Linked DNA regions of Homo sapiens: regions 2 and 3 are each linked to region 1. The links are chromatin contacts, found by Hi-C in ENCODE. All regions are on one chromosome and are shown on one strand. Each heading gives the region's core, a stretch centred on a gene start or an enhancer-like site at or near the end of the contact. The rest is flanking DNA. Distances are from core to core; before and after follow the strand shown.

What was found. A loop is a pair of places that touch in the nucleus more often than their neighbours do. Pooled maps may share reads with other maps.
Region 2: a loop to region 1 is called in a map of CD8-positive, alpha-beta T cell, with 8 times the contacts of the local background. The contact joins the promoter of CTR9 here to the promoter of SBF2-AS1 in region 1. A Hi-C loop is called at or near these places in 2 of 168 maps with a recorded cell type or tissue (CD8-positive, alpha-beta T cell and naive thymus-derived CD4-positive, alpha-beta T cell) and 14 of 50 pooled maps.
Region 3: a map of gastrocnemius medialis shows a loop between it and region 1 (20-fold over the local background). The contact joins the enhancer-like site here to the promoter of SBF2-AS1 in region 1. A Hi-C loop is called at or near these places in 3 of 168 maps with a recorded cell type or tissue (endothelial cell of umbilical vein, gastrocnemius medialis and mammary epithelial cell) and 8 of 50 pooled maps.

Annotation. Positions count from the first base shown.
Region 1 is chr11:9,755,375-9,760,276 of GRCh38, forward strand. It overlaps SBF2-AS1 (SBF2 antisense RNA 1), which reads left to right and starts at 2,919. Exons shown (of 3, transcript NR_036485.1): 1 at 2,919-3,129. It overlaps LINC02709 (long intergenic non-protein coding RNA 2709), which reads right to left and starts at 4,159. Exons shown (of 3, transcript NR_033972.1): 1 at 4,055-4,159; 2 at 2,393-2,469; 3 at 1-1,524. RefSeq lists an enhancer at 1,198-1,257 and silencers at 2,729-3,128, 3,249-3,368.
Region 2 is chr11:10,747,596-10,752,497 of GRCh38, forward strand. It overlaps CTR9 (CTR9 component of Paf1/RNA polymerase II complex), which reads left to right and starts at 3,651. Exons shown (of 25, transcript NM_014633.5): 1 at 3,651-3,862. The coding sequence starts at 3,818. RefSeq lists enhancers at 3,020-3,520, 3,319-3,468, 3,489-3,538.
Region 3 is chr11:10,404,867-10,409,768 of GRCh38, forward strand. All of the region lies in intron 2 of CAND1.11 (a long non-coding RNA gene), which reads left to right. Among named protein-coding and RNA genes, the nearest start is that of AMPD3, 48 kb to the right of the region's middle. RefSeq lists enhancers at 3,951-4,451, 4,452-4,902. Within about 2 kb of position 2,290, at least 6 of the 41 ENCODE cell types and tissues checked have a DNase peak (open chromatin) inside an H3K27ac peak, as active enhancers do; they include gastrocnemius medialis, where a contact is called at or near this core.

The DNA.
Region 1 (4,902 bases), core at 1,669-4,168:
CTAAGTGCTGGGATTACAGGCCTGAGCCACTGCACCTGACCTCACCTTTCAATTTCAGATAAGGAACTAGAAGGTGACACGTGAAATCTGTACCGGACTTCTAGGATGCTGTTCATTACACCACCCACCTCCTCTCGGGTCCTGATTACATTTTTATGTCAAACATTTAATTTCTCAGTGCCCCATCACCCAGCTAGTGGCCATGTGCCACCCCTACATACAGAGGAGGGCCCTGACCCTTTCTAGTCCTGTGCTCAGCTTCCATTGAGTCTTCTGAGGCTGCCGAGTCTTTGGCCCTGGGTAGTGGATACATCTGTGGTGGACACTAAATTCCAAGCAGGGCTACACTCAGCCTCCTTTTCCTGTTCCCACCACACACAGGCAGTCCATGGTCTCTTAGGATTGTGCACCCACAGGAATGCAGGCCTTTGTGTTTATATCCCCCTCAACAGTTCACAAGGGCCAGCTGAGGTCCAGCAGGACTTCAGGAGTGGGTAGACGAAAGCTCTGTCTAGCAAACCCCATTCTGTTCAGTCCCCAAGACCCGCAGCCCACTGCCCCCTCCTCCTCCTCATCGGAAGTCCTCGTTTCCTGTCCCATTTCACCCTGCCTCTCCCCCCTCCGACAACACTTTCTGCTTGGACCAGCAGCCCATGGGGGTTTCAGGGAGCAGTCTCCCTGCCCCACTTTCTGCATTTTCCCTCTGCTCTCAGGTTCCCTTTTCTTCCTGATGCATGGGACCAGGACGATCCTGAGCAGCTCCCCTGGGAAGACTGTTCCCCCCACAGGCTGGTTTCAGGGGATACCAGGACTGCTGCACCTCCACACTCATGTTTTCCACTCCCCTCAAAGTCCAGGCTGATAGGAGAGCAGCGTTACTGTCCAACTCTGCCAAACGTGTGTCTCCATTCCCATTTGGAGGGTGTGTCTGGAATCCTTGTTTACAAGGTGTAGAGGTGGAAGAGTTCATCCCAGAGCCCCATGGCCCTGTACACCTCACTGCAGTTAGCTGGAAGATGGTTAAAGCAGTGAGTGACTTTTTTTCTAGAGCTGTTGCCCTCCCAGCCTGGGCTACAAACAATCAGTGCTTGAATCTTCCTGCCTACCCCCACCCCAATCAGGCCTTTAGGGCACTAAGTTGGAAAGGAGCCTGGACTTCAGAGTCAAACAGGCCTGGGCTCTACTGTGGTTTTACCTTACTGTGTCATCTTGGGTGGGTTAGGATACTGTACAGGTGATGTGTCCTCAGGGTGTCACACCTGAGGCACCTGGTGTTTTGTCTTCATGCATGTTCTTTAGAAAGTCACGTGGAGGGGGTTTTCCATCTGGGCTGGGCCAGGCCACTTAATGGGCCTGTCGCTGGTGGGCTGGCCGGTTCTGAGAAGATCTGGCAGGTGACTGCGGTTGGTCAGCCATTCAAGGCTACTACTGGAGAGTCCGGGAAATACCTCAGGTGCTCTCTGCATTTCCACAGGCAAGTCTGTAACTTCTGAGGTGTCCTGCAAAGGCAGGTAGCTGGCAAATCTGTGAATGGATGAGTGCACAGAGGAGGTCCCAGGTGAGGGTGACAGCCCAGCAACACACTTCCCCAGTCACACCTGCTCTTTGGAAGGTTCCAGCAAGGCTGTGGAGAGGACCCAAGGGCCTGTGACTGCCACCTCCCAGTAGACCCCAAGGACCTCCAGCCTCTGCTCTCCCCTCAAGGGTCCTGTCGCTCCCTTGGTGGCCATTAGCTGTGGTGGCCAGAGCTGTTCTCCACTCTACCTCCCAGGGCCTCTATCAGCAGCTGACGGTTCCTGCGGCTTGTAATGTTCCTGCTGATCTGCCTCACTCACTACCCGTCACCGCTGATGAACTTTCCCAAAAGTCAGCCCAGAACTCCTTAAGGGAAGGGGCAGCCTCGTTGTGGTAGTTCCAGCACCCTGTACCAAGCAGGTTCTTAGTAAATGCTGACTGTTGAGTGGCCCCTTTCTGAAATAAATTCCTTGTTCTCAAATATATCCTGGATCTGGTCCCCTTGGGTCCAATCAGCGCTTGAACCAGACAGCAATGACTGACCACCTCTACTCAAGAGTTTCTGGTTTATTTGGAGCCTCTACCCCACCCAACCCTAAGGCTGGGAACCCTTTTGCCTTCCTTTTTTCTTAAAGGAAGTTAATCCCAGCACATGTGAAAGATGGACCATCCATCCCAATGCCTCATGTCCTGGGCTTCATTTCTCCATTTCTCCCAGGGCACCCTGGGAGTCTACATGCAAACAGAGATACTAGAAAGTTAACTTCCGGAAACCCCCTTGATAGGCCAATTCGTCCCCTTTTCTCTCTCTCCATGTGATTTTTTTTTTTCAAAAAATATCTTTTGTAGTTTTTTTTTCCTTATCACCAATACATACCCAATGTGGAAAACTGAGAAAAAGCAGGTTTGTAAAAAGAATAAAATGCTTCGCCATAATCTCACTCTGCAGACAACCTACAATGGCAAAAATCGCAATTAATTTTGCACCAACCTAATACTAGGATTTCAGTGCACAGCCTTCCAGGCCTACATTTAGGTTTGTTTGAAACAGGAACATGCGGTTCAACCGCCAACCTGAGCCCGCGTCCCCTAAGGCCAATACCACCATCCTGACCCTCCTTGGGAGGTCCTGAAATGACCCCAGTTCCAGGGGCAACGAAATGCATACGCTTTCGAGGGAAGGAGGGGAGGAAACGACCCTGTGGCGCAGGTCTGCACGGCCAAGGGGGTTCCCTGAGCTGGTGGAGCGGCGTGGCGTGGCCTAGGAAGTCCCTGGGCGAGGGAGGCGGGGCGCGGCGTGGTGGGGGCGACTGGGTGGTGCAGGCCTGCGCACGCGCGCAGCCGTGGGCGGGACGGGCGGCCTGGGGGCTTCGCCGCCAGGTGGCAGGCGTGCGCCACGCCCGCAGGTTCCAGCCCCGACCCGGGCGCGCGGGGCCGACTAGGGTCGGGTCCAGTGTGCGGTGGTCGCTCCGCTCCGGGCCGCTCCGCTCTGGGCGTCAGGGCGCGGGGAGCTGCCCCGGGGTTCTGTCCACCGGGGAGGAAAGCCACGAGCACTGAGCGCCTCCTGAGAGCCAGCCCTGACGTGAACTCATTTTATCTGCCACGACCCAGAAGGTGGGCGCAATTTTCCTATGTTCCAGGTGTGAAAAGTGAGGCTCAGGGAGCTAGGCAGTTGCCCAAGGGGACACAGCAGTGACGGCTCTGGGACGAAGCCCAGGTGTCCAGACGCGATGGCCTCTTCCCGCGTTCTCGGCGGGTACGGCGCGCCGCCTGCCTGCGGCCCGCGGGGAGGTGGTCGGGTGGCCGCCCCGGCTCCTCCTCGGGCCCCTGAGGATTTCCGGCCGGGACCCCGAGGAGGGCCCTGTGGCCTTGCGGCATCCGTGGTCACGATTCCAGCCCCACACGGCCTCCCGCCAGTCCCTGCGAGTGCCCAAGACGGGGCCGCCCCTCCCGTCTCCTCCCTTCTCTCCCCTCCCCGGCGTCTCCCGCCGAGGGCGCTGCAGGCGGCCTGGTTGGGATGAGGGCGGGCAGGCGGCCCACAAGCAGGGGCCTGTTTCCTGACTCGTTTGACCCTGGCTGTCCCTGCGGAGGCCCCAGCAGACCCAGCAAGGTCATCTAGGGCGAAATTCCAGTCTGAGCCCTGAGCAGTGACTTAAGTTTTCCCGATAAGGCTCAAGAAGGGACACAGATTGTCCTCCCCACACCCCGCACTCTGTCAGCACCTCCACTCTGGTGAAGCCTCTGCTGCAGACAGCCCGGCTCGAGAAGAGACAAAGATAGACTTGGGACAGATAAGGACAGAGACAGCCAGGGAGAGAGGGGCAAGGAGCTCAGAGGTGAAGATGGGGCCGCGCCGATGGGGAGGCAGCGGGTCTGCGGCCGCCGAGATGGGAAGTGGGCCCTGGAGCGGGCTTGCCGAGCCTACGACCGGGGCTGGGATGTTGGAGGAAGACGCGGTCATGAGGGCTGAAAAAGAAGGGGTTTTTGGTATGGTAGAAAAATGGATTGGGCTGGCAGCTCGAAGGCCACAGCCCTGTACCTCTGGGCCTGGTCTCGTGTGTGCACCTGGGACCGGTGGGTGAGGGGTGATGTAGAGTCAATGAGGGACGAGCTCGCTGAGTCTCCAGGAGGCAGGAGTGGAGAGGGCGAGGGAGGGAGGGTAGGACCTGTATACCTACGGTGGAGGGGGCAGGCGGGGGACAGATGCTGCTGGGCCAAGACTACTGAGTCTCTCCTGCCTGCTGGAGGTCCCTAGCTCAGGACTTATTCCATGCACACTCTGATAGAATATTTACGCCCAACACTAACTGTTTGGCTTGGCAAATAAGCAAAGCCATAAAGTCACAGCTGGCCTGTAGGCTCCCAGTCACCATGTGCAGCTGAGTCACAACCACTTCCCCCACCCCCTGGGGAGCAAGCGCCTATGCTCATGCCTGCACTCAGACACATATCCACACAGATACCCACAGATGCCGCGTGCCACTGAGTCATAGCTACCTCCTCAGAGAGCACGTGCCTGCATGTACTTGCACACAGGTCCCCACAGATGCCATATACACCTGAGTGTGAGTCATCATCACCACTGAACCCTGAGGGAGGGCACCCAGAGTGTGTTCTGCCATCCTTGCTTAGAGATACCCATATACACACATATACAGATATGTGCCCACCACACATCCTGTTGTACCTGCTGCATCATACCAGCAGATCAATAAATGTTTGTGGAATGAATGAATGAGTAAACAAATGAATGAACTAACAAGTGAAAACGTGAGTGACAACCACACTGCGTGGATACTCAGTAAAATTGGTTGGGGCAGCCCTGCGGGGTGGGTCCCAAGCTCTGTGTCCAGAAGGAGTTGTCTTGCTCCAAATATATCCTCTGTG
Region 2 (4,902 bases), core at 2,401-4,900, 990 kb after region 1:
GAGCTGTGATGGTGCCACCGTACTCCATCCTGCATGACAGAGTGAGACCCTGCCTCAAAAATAATAAATTAATTATTAGCATATTTTATCAACATATAAAATAACTTACTCTTCAGATTGGCTAAATGTATATATTTACCAACATTACAGACAACTGCAATACCAACAACATAAAAGTAAGAATCTTAACAATCTATTTAGAACATGTACTCAACAAAACCCACACTGGCCAAATACACTAACTGCTTTGCCTTGATCTGGTGCACTCAGGCCCAACATGGGGCATGGTGTTTTGTGAATGGACATTATGCAATCATGCCAGTTGAAATAAAATCTTTGAAATTGCTCCAAAACTGGTTCTACAGCTTTAAAACATCTAATTTCATCAGTGCCTGCTACATTTAGGGAAAAACAAAAGGCTGCTTGTAGCAACCTGGTACCAAGAGTGTAGTTTAAGTCTCAATTGTTGCCAGGCCCCTGATAGGTGATTCTCTCTTCATTGTCCTTGCTGATTCCTTGCAGGCCACCTTCCTCTTCACACCCTCTGTGTGCTAGAATTCCTCAGGCTGGGAACTAGGCCCTTCTCTTGTCACTCTCCATTCTCTCCCTAGGTTATCTAATCTAATTTAATCCCATAGTTTTAAAATTCATCTTTATGCCAATAGCTCTCAGACCTATTTCTCCAGGTTAGAAACTGTCTTCTAAATTACAGATCTGTAATTTAGACTATCTGAAATCTGCATCTGGCTGTCGCAGAGACAGTACAAACTACAAACAACACATGTGAAATCCAACTAGTGGTCTACCCTTGCCCAAATGTGCTCCTCCACTAATCTTTCCTATTTTAGGAAATGACACATCATTCACCCAGTTGTTCATGCCAGAAACTGGACGTCCTTCTTGACACTACTTTTTCAGTGACCCCGGCCTATATCCAATACATTGGCAAGTCCTAGTGACTAAGGTATCAACAGATGATTGATAGACAGATAGATAGATGATAATCTTAAATCCATCCACTTCTCTCCACCTCCACTGTCTTAAACCTATTCCTATTTATCATCTGTGACCTAGACAGCAGTTTCCTAAGTGGTCTGCCCACATCCTCTCGAGACACTTTCCAATCCATCTTTCACAACATAGCCAGAACAATCTTTTAAAACCAATTCTTTTTTTTTTTTTTCAGACAGAGTCTCACTCTGTCGCCCAGGCTGGAGTGCACCGGCATGATCTTGGCTCACTGCAACCTTCACCTCCGCCTCTGGGGCTCAAGTGATTCTCATGCCTCAGCCTCCTGAGTAGCTGGGATAACAGGCGTGCACCACCACACCCAGCTAATTTTTGTATCTTTAGTAGAGACAAATTTCACCATGTTGCCCAGACTGGTCTTGAATTCTTAAACTCATGTGATAGGCCACCTCGGCCACCCAAAGTACTGGGATTACAGGCATGAGCCACCGTGCCTGGCCAAAACCAATTCTCTTTTATTCTTTCTCCCTCTCATTGACACATACACATCACTTAAAGCATTTCAATCACTTTGCATGTAAGATAAAACCCCAAATCATTAATATATACTAAGTCAAAAGAAATTCTGAAGGACAAAAGCATTTAGAAAAAAAGTTTACTTACAAAAACACTTGCAAAAGTATACAGGTGAATTTACGCTTTAGAAGGACTGATACATCAAATGAACACACACCAAGGTTTACAGTTAGTTGCTTCATGGTGAGAAAAGAGCAATTTTCTCATATGATTGCCATATGACCCCAAGCTCCCACATATCTTCAGACTGTAGCAGTACAAAAGTCAGCAATTAAACTGTAAGAGAGTCAGTAATATATGGGAAATGCTGAAAGTTTTGTTCACTTTGGAGACTACAGAGTGTGATACTGTTGTTTCACGGTTTATTTCAGAACACAAAGTATTTTGTTTTTCCTGTGGGAAGTAATATGTACACTCACTCATTTTGGAAACAGGACAAGATGTCAGTTTTGCTTTATAAGCATAAACCCCAGCATGTCTGGGTACTTCTTATATCAGCTTCAACTCATGCCACTCTCCCCCTCATTTTCTACATTCTAGTCACATGACCTTCTTGCAGGTTCTCAAAGCTCTTCCCCAACATGCCGTCCCCTCTGTCTGGTACACATTCCCCTACATACTTTACCTGCCAAACCTTACTCATTTTCCCAGATGCAACTTAAATGTCACTTCCTCCAAATCCCACTCTAAACTGAGTGCCCCAACTATTCAATCATAGCACTCTGCATTATCAGGTATGATGCCTTTGGATGCGAATAACTGAAAAACCAAACCTATCAATAGAGTTTTTAATATCAGGGAGGCTTTTGGGCATGGAGAATAACAATCACCACTATGTGTACTTTTGTTTAATGCTTACTTTATAAACTTTAAAATATATTAAACAGTATTTCTGGGAAATACTGTCTGATGCCATCCAATGCAGTATTCACTAACCACATGTGGCTATTGAACACTTGAAATATGACTAATCCAATTAAGGAATTTAATTAGGAATTTTTTTAATTTAAATTTTGGAAAAACTAAAGTGTGTGAACCTATTTTTTCAACTGCAAACTTTATAAAATCTAAACACAGATCCAATATTTCCAATTAAAATCAGGCAACTGAGATCAGTGTATGCATGTGAAATACATATCGAATTTTCAAGACTCAGTATAAAAAAATGTAAAAATTATCTGAATTTTTATATTGACTACATGTTGAAATGAGATTTTGGATATATTACGTTAAATAAAATATATTACTAAAATTAATTTCCTCTTTTTTTTTTTTTTGAGGTGGAGTCTCGATCGATCCCCAGTCTGGAGCGCAGTGGCTGATCTCGGCTCAGCGCAACCTCCGTCTCCCGGGTTCAAGCGAGTCTCCTGTTTCAGTCTCCCTGGTAGCTGGGATTACAGGCGCCCACCACCGCGCCGGGCTAATTTTTGTATTTTTAGTATAGACGGGTTTTCACCATGTTGGTCAGGCTGGTCTCGAACTCCTGACCTCAGATGATCCGCCCGCCTTGGCCTCCCAAAGTGCTGGGATTACAGGCGTGAGCCACCGCGCCTGGCCTCATCTGCAATTTTACTTAAATCACAAATATACTAGATCTTCTTACATGCTTCGAAGAACTAAAAAAAATAAGACATGAATTATCACAATGATTACCGAATTAATTGTAAATTTTTTTATTTAAACTAGTCACAAAGGTATCACAGGTATGACTTACACCTAACGGGGGCCAAAAGATGGGTTGCGAAACGAATGACTGAATTATCCCTAACAATCTTGGGAAGAAAACAGGATTGGCCAGGCCCATCCCGAGAGGTCCACGTCAGGCAGGGGCCCCGCCCACCGCGGGACCAAGCGGCTACGCCTTCCAAGTTTTCATTCGGGGCCGCGCCAGCGCTGAGGAGAGTCAGACGCCAGATGGTTCCGAAGGTCCTGCAGGCTCTCGGGGCACCCTACAGCCGACACGCCAACAAAAGCTTCGGAGCCGCCAACCCCAAAACGGAAACACCGGAGCCACAAGCTGAGCTCGCGTAGGGCACGCTCCCCCGGGAGTGCTTCCGGGACAGGGGGCGGGGTCGCCGGAAGTGGCCGTCCGCCGTCCGCTGCTCGTTGTTTAAGCGGCTGACGGGAAGGAGAAGCCAGAGCTCCAGCGGCGCCGCGGGGCGGCAGTCAAGACCAGAGCCGGAGCCGTCACTCACCTCTGGATTAGCCTGAAGCGGAGACTACCGGCTGCGGAGCGGCGGGGCGAGACACTTGCTCGCCTTTTGACCCCATCATGTCGCGGGGCTCCATCGAGATTCCCCTCCGGGACACTGACGAGGTAAGTGTCGTGTATGGAGGCGGGTGGGGGCCATGAACTTGTACGATCGCCCCCACCGACTTCGCTCGACTTCGTTTCTGAAGCGAGAGCATCCTCCTTCCCTAAGAGCCCTGATCGAAATACCTGGCCAAGGTCTGATCATCATCTTCTTCAGCCCCTGTGCCCTCTCAGGCTGGGGGCACCGCGTCTCTGCAGCCTCAGGGCCACTCGGAGAAGGAGTTCTTGAAAGTTCCTCTCCAGCCTGTTCGAATTTGACAGTGCGCTACTCTTTTCCTAACCAACCCACGGGAGCAGAGGTGTGAGAGTACCCGATAAACTGTAAAACACCTCGCAGATTACAGAGGTGGGCGCTGATGTTTCCGGGGTTTATATGCTTGCTGCTCAAACTCGAGATCTTTCCCTGGGAATATATAGGAGGTCGCCTCTTCTCCCTTAGAAACTCGAGTCTGTCATGGTGCGCTGTGTTCTCTACACCAACTCTCCTTCAACGAGATATCCCAAGATTTAGCCGCCCCTGTGTGCTGATAAAATTTAACCTCCTCTCGCTTACCTATGTCTCATTCATGGGTGGCCTGTGGCTTGTCTGAGTAAAGCTCTCAGCTTTGATGTTCAGTCTTCTTGTATATCTTTTATTTTTATTTTTTTTGTTTGAGATATAATATTGAGGTATAAAATTCAGTGGTTTTTAGTGTATTCGCAAAGTTGTATAGTCATTACCTCTAATTCCAGGACATTTTCCTATTATTATTTTTGTGCTTACAGTCAGGACTGTCTGTTACACGCAGGTGCCACCTCCATGATTAATGTGTGCAGTGGCATTCAACTTTGCATGGCTTGTAGGGTCATGCATCTCAAGGAGTCAGACCTATGGCATAATAGTCTCTAGGGTGCTTATCTGCACTTTACTTGGATTCTATGTTAAGTAGGATTTTGTTTTGTTATTTTTTAGTAAGCAGACCATTTCTAGTATTTTATAGTTCCAGTGATCTGGGGACAAGTAGCAGGGTTTGTTTGCTTCTCTGTGCTTTAACTTTATTATA
Region 3 (4,902 bases), core at 1,040-3,539, 650 kb after region 1:
TCTAGGTTTATGTGAGTACACTCTGTGGTGTTTGCACAACCAAATCACCTAAAGACACATCTCTCAGACCATATCCCCATTGTTAATGGATGCTTAACTGTACTGATAATACCTAATAAAATGTAAATACTATGTAAATAGTTGTTATACTCTATTTCTTGGCAGTAATGAAGAGAATAAAAGTCTTTATATGTTTAGGATGGATGCCACTTTTTTTTTCGAATATTTTCCATCCACACTTGGTTGCATCCATGGCTATGGAACTCTTGGAGATGGAGGGCCAACTATATATAGAATTGTAGTTAGTGGCCGGGCTTGGTGGCTCATGCCTGTAATCTCAGCACTTTGGGAGGCCAAGGCGGGTGGATCACTTGAGGTCAGGAGTTCGAGACCAGCCTGACCAAAATGGTGAAACCTTGTCTCTACAAAAAATACAAAAATTAATTGGGCATGGTGGTGGGCACCTGTAATCCCAGCTACTTGGGAGGCTGAGGCAGGAGAATCGCTTGAACCTGGAAGGTGGAGGTTGCAGTGAGCCAAGATCTCACCATTGCATTCTAGCCAGGGTGAAAAGAGTGAAACTCCATCTCAAAAAAAAAAAAAAAAAAAAAAAAATAGATTGTTGTTTGCTGGATTTCTACTCAATAGAACAGAAATTACCTCAATAGTAAATATTCTATAGTTCTCATTTCAGATGAAAATTCAGCTGTTCTCAACGACTTTTTTGTTGTTTGCATAGGTGATCCTCAACTTTGATATGTTCTAATTTTCATGCATGTATCTTTCACTTCTGTGACTGTATACTGATAACTCAAACAGATACTTCATCCTTTAGTTGATGGGTGGTGATTTTACCTTCCCTCTTGTGTGACCACTTGCTAAGTGCTGCTGCTTGGGGATAAAAGGCTGGGTTTCTACAGAGACAAGGGGTATGGGAAGCGTTTATGGTACAGCTGCCCCCCTTTCCCTCTGTGTGCCAAGGGAATCCCAAATTTTCTGAATGCCTGGAGTTTGTCGGTTGATAACAAATTGTTGTACAATGAACAATTAGGTGTTTGCTTCCCAGGCCCATGCTCCCCTCTCCACCACTACAGTCCTTGCATCTGGTAAGGGTGGGAAGGGGGTTCAGTGGCCACTGGTCCTAGGTGATGGCAAGGGTGGTGTCACTGGCTGGGGATGGTGGAGACTTTGCCGTGCCACAGGGGTGGAGAAGATGAGGGCAGAGAGGAGAGGTGGAATCATGGAAGAGAAGCCACAGGCTCGACCTCCCAGGCACCAGGGAGCAACAGAGGGATGCTTGTGAAAGTTTTTATCTGTCAGGACCCAAGATAGCTATAATGCATGTGACAGGGATGGCAATTTTGCAAATATAAAACAGATATATTTAATTACTCATTACATCACTGTTTTCCCTCTGAGATCCAGCTACAAAAATTATCACTAGAGGGCAGGAGAGGTCTCTTTAGCAAGAAACATGCGTCCTAGCCCAGGGTACTGGCTTCTCCCATAGTGTGGGGGCAGTGCTGACTAATGCTTCCCTGTTCACAACACGCTTAGAAAGTGAGAATATGCGTGTGGCACACTGGGGTCAGCTAAAGGGGATTTGGGAATGCCTACATGGGAGCTAGTGAAAAAAATTCACATTTTCTTCATGTTATATTATTACAATAATATACAAAACAAAATATTAAATGTTGAATTTATATAATATTCTAAAGAAAATCATTTAAATATTTTATTGTTAAACATGAGCTTGCTTCAAATTAACATGTCTTTTTTATGTAGTTTTAGGCTTGAAATGGCTACATGGAATTTCTGATCAAGATTTTTAAGGGTTTCTTCATTCTTTTTTCAAATTTCATTTGTTTCTAATTTTTAAATGTTTATAGATTTAGTGGGTACAAGTGCCATTTTGTTACATGGATATATTGCAAAGTGGTGAAGTCTGGGCTTTTCCTGTAACTATCACTTGAATAGTGTACATTGTACCCATAATCATCATTAACAGGAAATTTGTTTGTACAGATTGGTGATAAAAAGTTAAAAACAATTTTGCACCTGTTAAAAAATATATACCAGTTGAAATCATATAGAGACTATAACGGCATTTTCTTTTTTCAAACAACAAATGTGGTATTGAAATTTTTTGGGATGAGCATTGGATTTAGCACCCTTCAAACCTTTTGGATTCTAGTGCACTTAGGTAATGGTGAAGCCCTAATCTGCAGAATACACATGCAATTTTACATCAGATATCCTGCAGGCAGTGTGGAGGTGACTAAAGAGGCTCATCTACTGAGAAAGACAGGAACAGCCCATATACATCGAGTGACTGTTGTCCTGATTTGTCCTGAAGGGCTCTGATTCATTCTTCTGACATGACATGACTATCCAGAGCACTTCCCTTTGCTAAAAAACAAACAAGAAGCGTGCCAGTTTGGTGTTCATACACAGTGTGGATGAATCTCGAAACATTGCCCAGAATGAAAGAAGCCAGACACAAAAAAGTACATGCTGTATGATTCCATTTATTTGAAATTCTAGAATAGGCAAAACTAATTTGTAGTGATGGAAGACAGATGAGTAGTTGTCTCAGGCAGTGGTGGGGGTGAGTGACTGCAGTGGGGCATATGGGGCATTTGGGGGGTAATGACAACATTGTGTATCTTGATCATGGTAGTGGTGACACTGGTGGATCACCCATGTATACATTTGCAGAAACTCATAGTACTATATAGTTAAAATAGATGCATTTCATTATATGTAAATTATACCTCATTAAAGTCGATTTAAAAAAAGAAAGTATACTATTTTGGACAATGAATTTTATGGTTTCTGTACATAGGCGTGAAGACAGATTCAGGGCTGCCATTTCTACTGTGGCTGCCAGAAGCTCCCTCCTGCTCTCCTTGCCCCCGGCCCCATCCCTCTTGGTCTGTGCTCTGTGCTCACCCGACGCAAGGGACACACACTCCTCCAGTGGGTTTCTGGCTCTGTCCATGTGGGAGTGGCACACTATGCAGCAAGCTGCCAAAGGACGTGTCCTCGCCGCTTGGGATGAGATCACTGTCCTTGCTGTTTGATGGGGCCCACTCTTGGCTGCCCTCCAAGGAGCTGTAGGTGAGGTTCTCCTTAGAGGTACCCAGCCTGTGCACTTTGGCTGCCCTCTCACCTGAGGACCGAGGGCATCACCATTGTGCTGCATGCCTGTGGCCCATCTGAAGCACTTCCACGGGGAAGCTCTGGCCTAGGGAAGGTACCTGTGCCTGTCCCTAAGGCTTTCTCATGAGGCTAGAGTAGAAAGGGGGAGGATCTGACATAAAGGAAGCAAATAAGCACCCATTTCTTGGTCCCAGGGAATTGTGGGAGGAAGAAGGAGGGAGGACAGGAGATGGTGGAGAGTGGAGGGCAGTGGCGGGGGCAGTGCAAGGAGAAATGGAGCGGGATGGGAAGAGAAGTTGAGAGTGGTCAGCCAGATGGGTCTTAAATTCCCTTTCTGGGCTTTGGTCTAGAGCAAGTGTTGGCGAACTATTCTGTAAAGGGCTAGATAGTAAATGTCTGAGGTTCGTAGGATCATATGGTGTCTGTCACAACTACTCGACTCTGCCATTGCAGTGGAAAAGCAGCCAAGGACAATGGGTAAATGAATAAATGTGGTCATGTTCCAAGAAAACTTAATTTATGGGTGGCAAAATTGGAATTCATGTAATTTTCATGTGTCACAAAATATTCTTCTTTAGATTTTTTTCTCAACCATTAAAAATGTAAAGACAATTTTTTTTTTTTTTTGAGACAGAGTTTTGCTCTGTTGCCCAGGCTGGAGCACAGTGACATGATTTCAGCTCACTGCAACCTCTGCCTCCCAGGTTCAAGCAATTCTCCTGCCTCAGCCTCCTGAGTAGTTGGGATTACAGGCACACACCACCACACCTGGCTAATTTTTGTATTTTTAGTAGAGACGGGGTTTTTAGGCTGGGAGCCACTGCGCCCGGCCTAAAAAATGTAGACAATTCTTAGCTCATCTTCCTCATAAAGTGGGTGGTGGGCCTAATTCGGCTGTTGGGGCATCGCTTGCCAACTCATGTATTTAGTGTGGGGGGTCCTGAGGGTGGAGGACTTAGGGAAAGGTGTGGCTCTTGGAATTCTGAGTGTCAGCATAGCTGCTCCCTTCCCTCACTCCCTCTGCCCTTCTCCATTCACCAGGCATCTTATCTGTGTAACCCACAGATTGTAATTATGGGTTCTCAGGCCTGCACCCCAACCCAGGGGCTGTGCCATGCTGTGTGTGCTTCATAGCTGCCCCTCCTGGACCTAGTGCAGGGCTGGGCCCAGAGTGGGCCTTGATAACATTTGTTGTCTGGAATTAAATCAGCAGCTCACTAGTGGAATCTGCCCAGGCCTGGCTAGAAACTGGGAGCTGTAGCCAGTCCCTCCTGCCCTGTCCTCAGGGGCCCTCAGCCACCGAGGATGCCTGCCTGTTGCTACGCTGGAGAACATTTTGTCATGTTTACTAACAAGGAATCCGAGGGGTGGAGTGGGATGGGGACCAAGGAGGGTGTTCTGTAACACCACAGGGCAGAGAGGGATGGAGATGGACTCAGGGACAAGGTCAGGTTACAGAAATGGACTTTGGCAGGAGCATTGACATGGGGCAGGGGCAGAGACAGCAGGAAGCAGAGGGCAGGGGGAGTGAGATGTGGGTTTCCTGTGGGGCCCTCCCTTCCTGGGCAGGATGGAGAGAAGCTAGATGCCTCCCATGCCTCCCAGGGAGAGCTATGCCCAACAGGCATGTGAGAGCTCCCTTGGCATCCCTGGGGACTGATCACAGAGCACCGGAGACTCAAACTCACAACTCTCCTGGGTTCTTATAAGAAGGAATTTCAACTCTCAGATTTTGTCTGC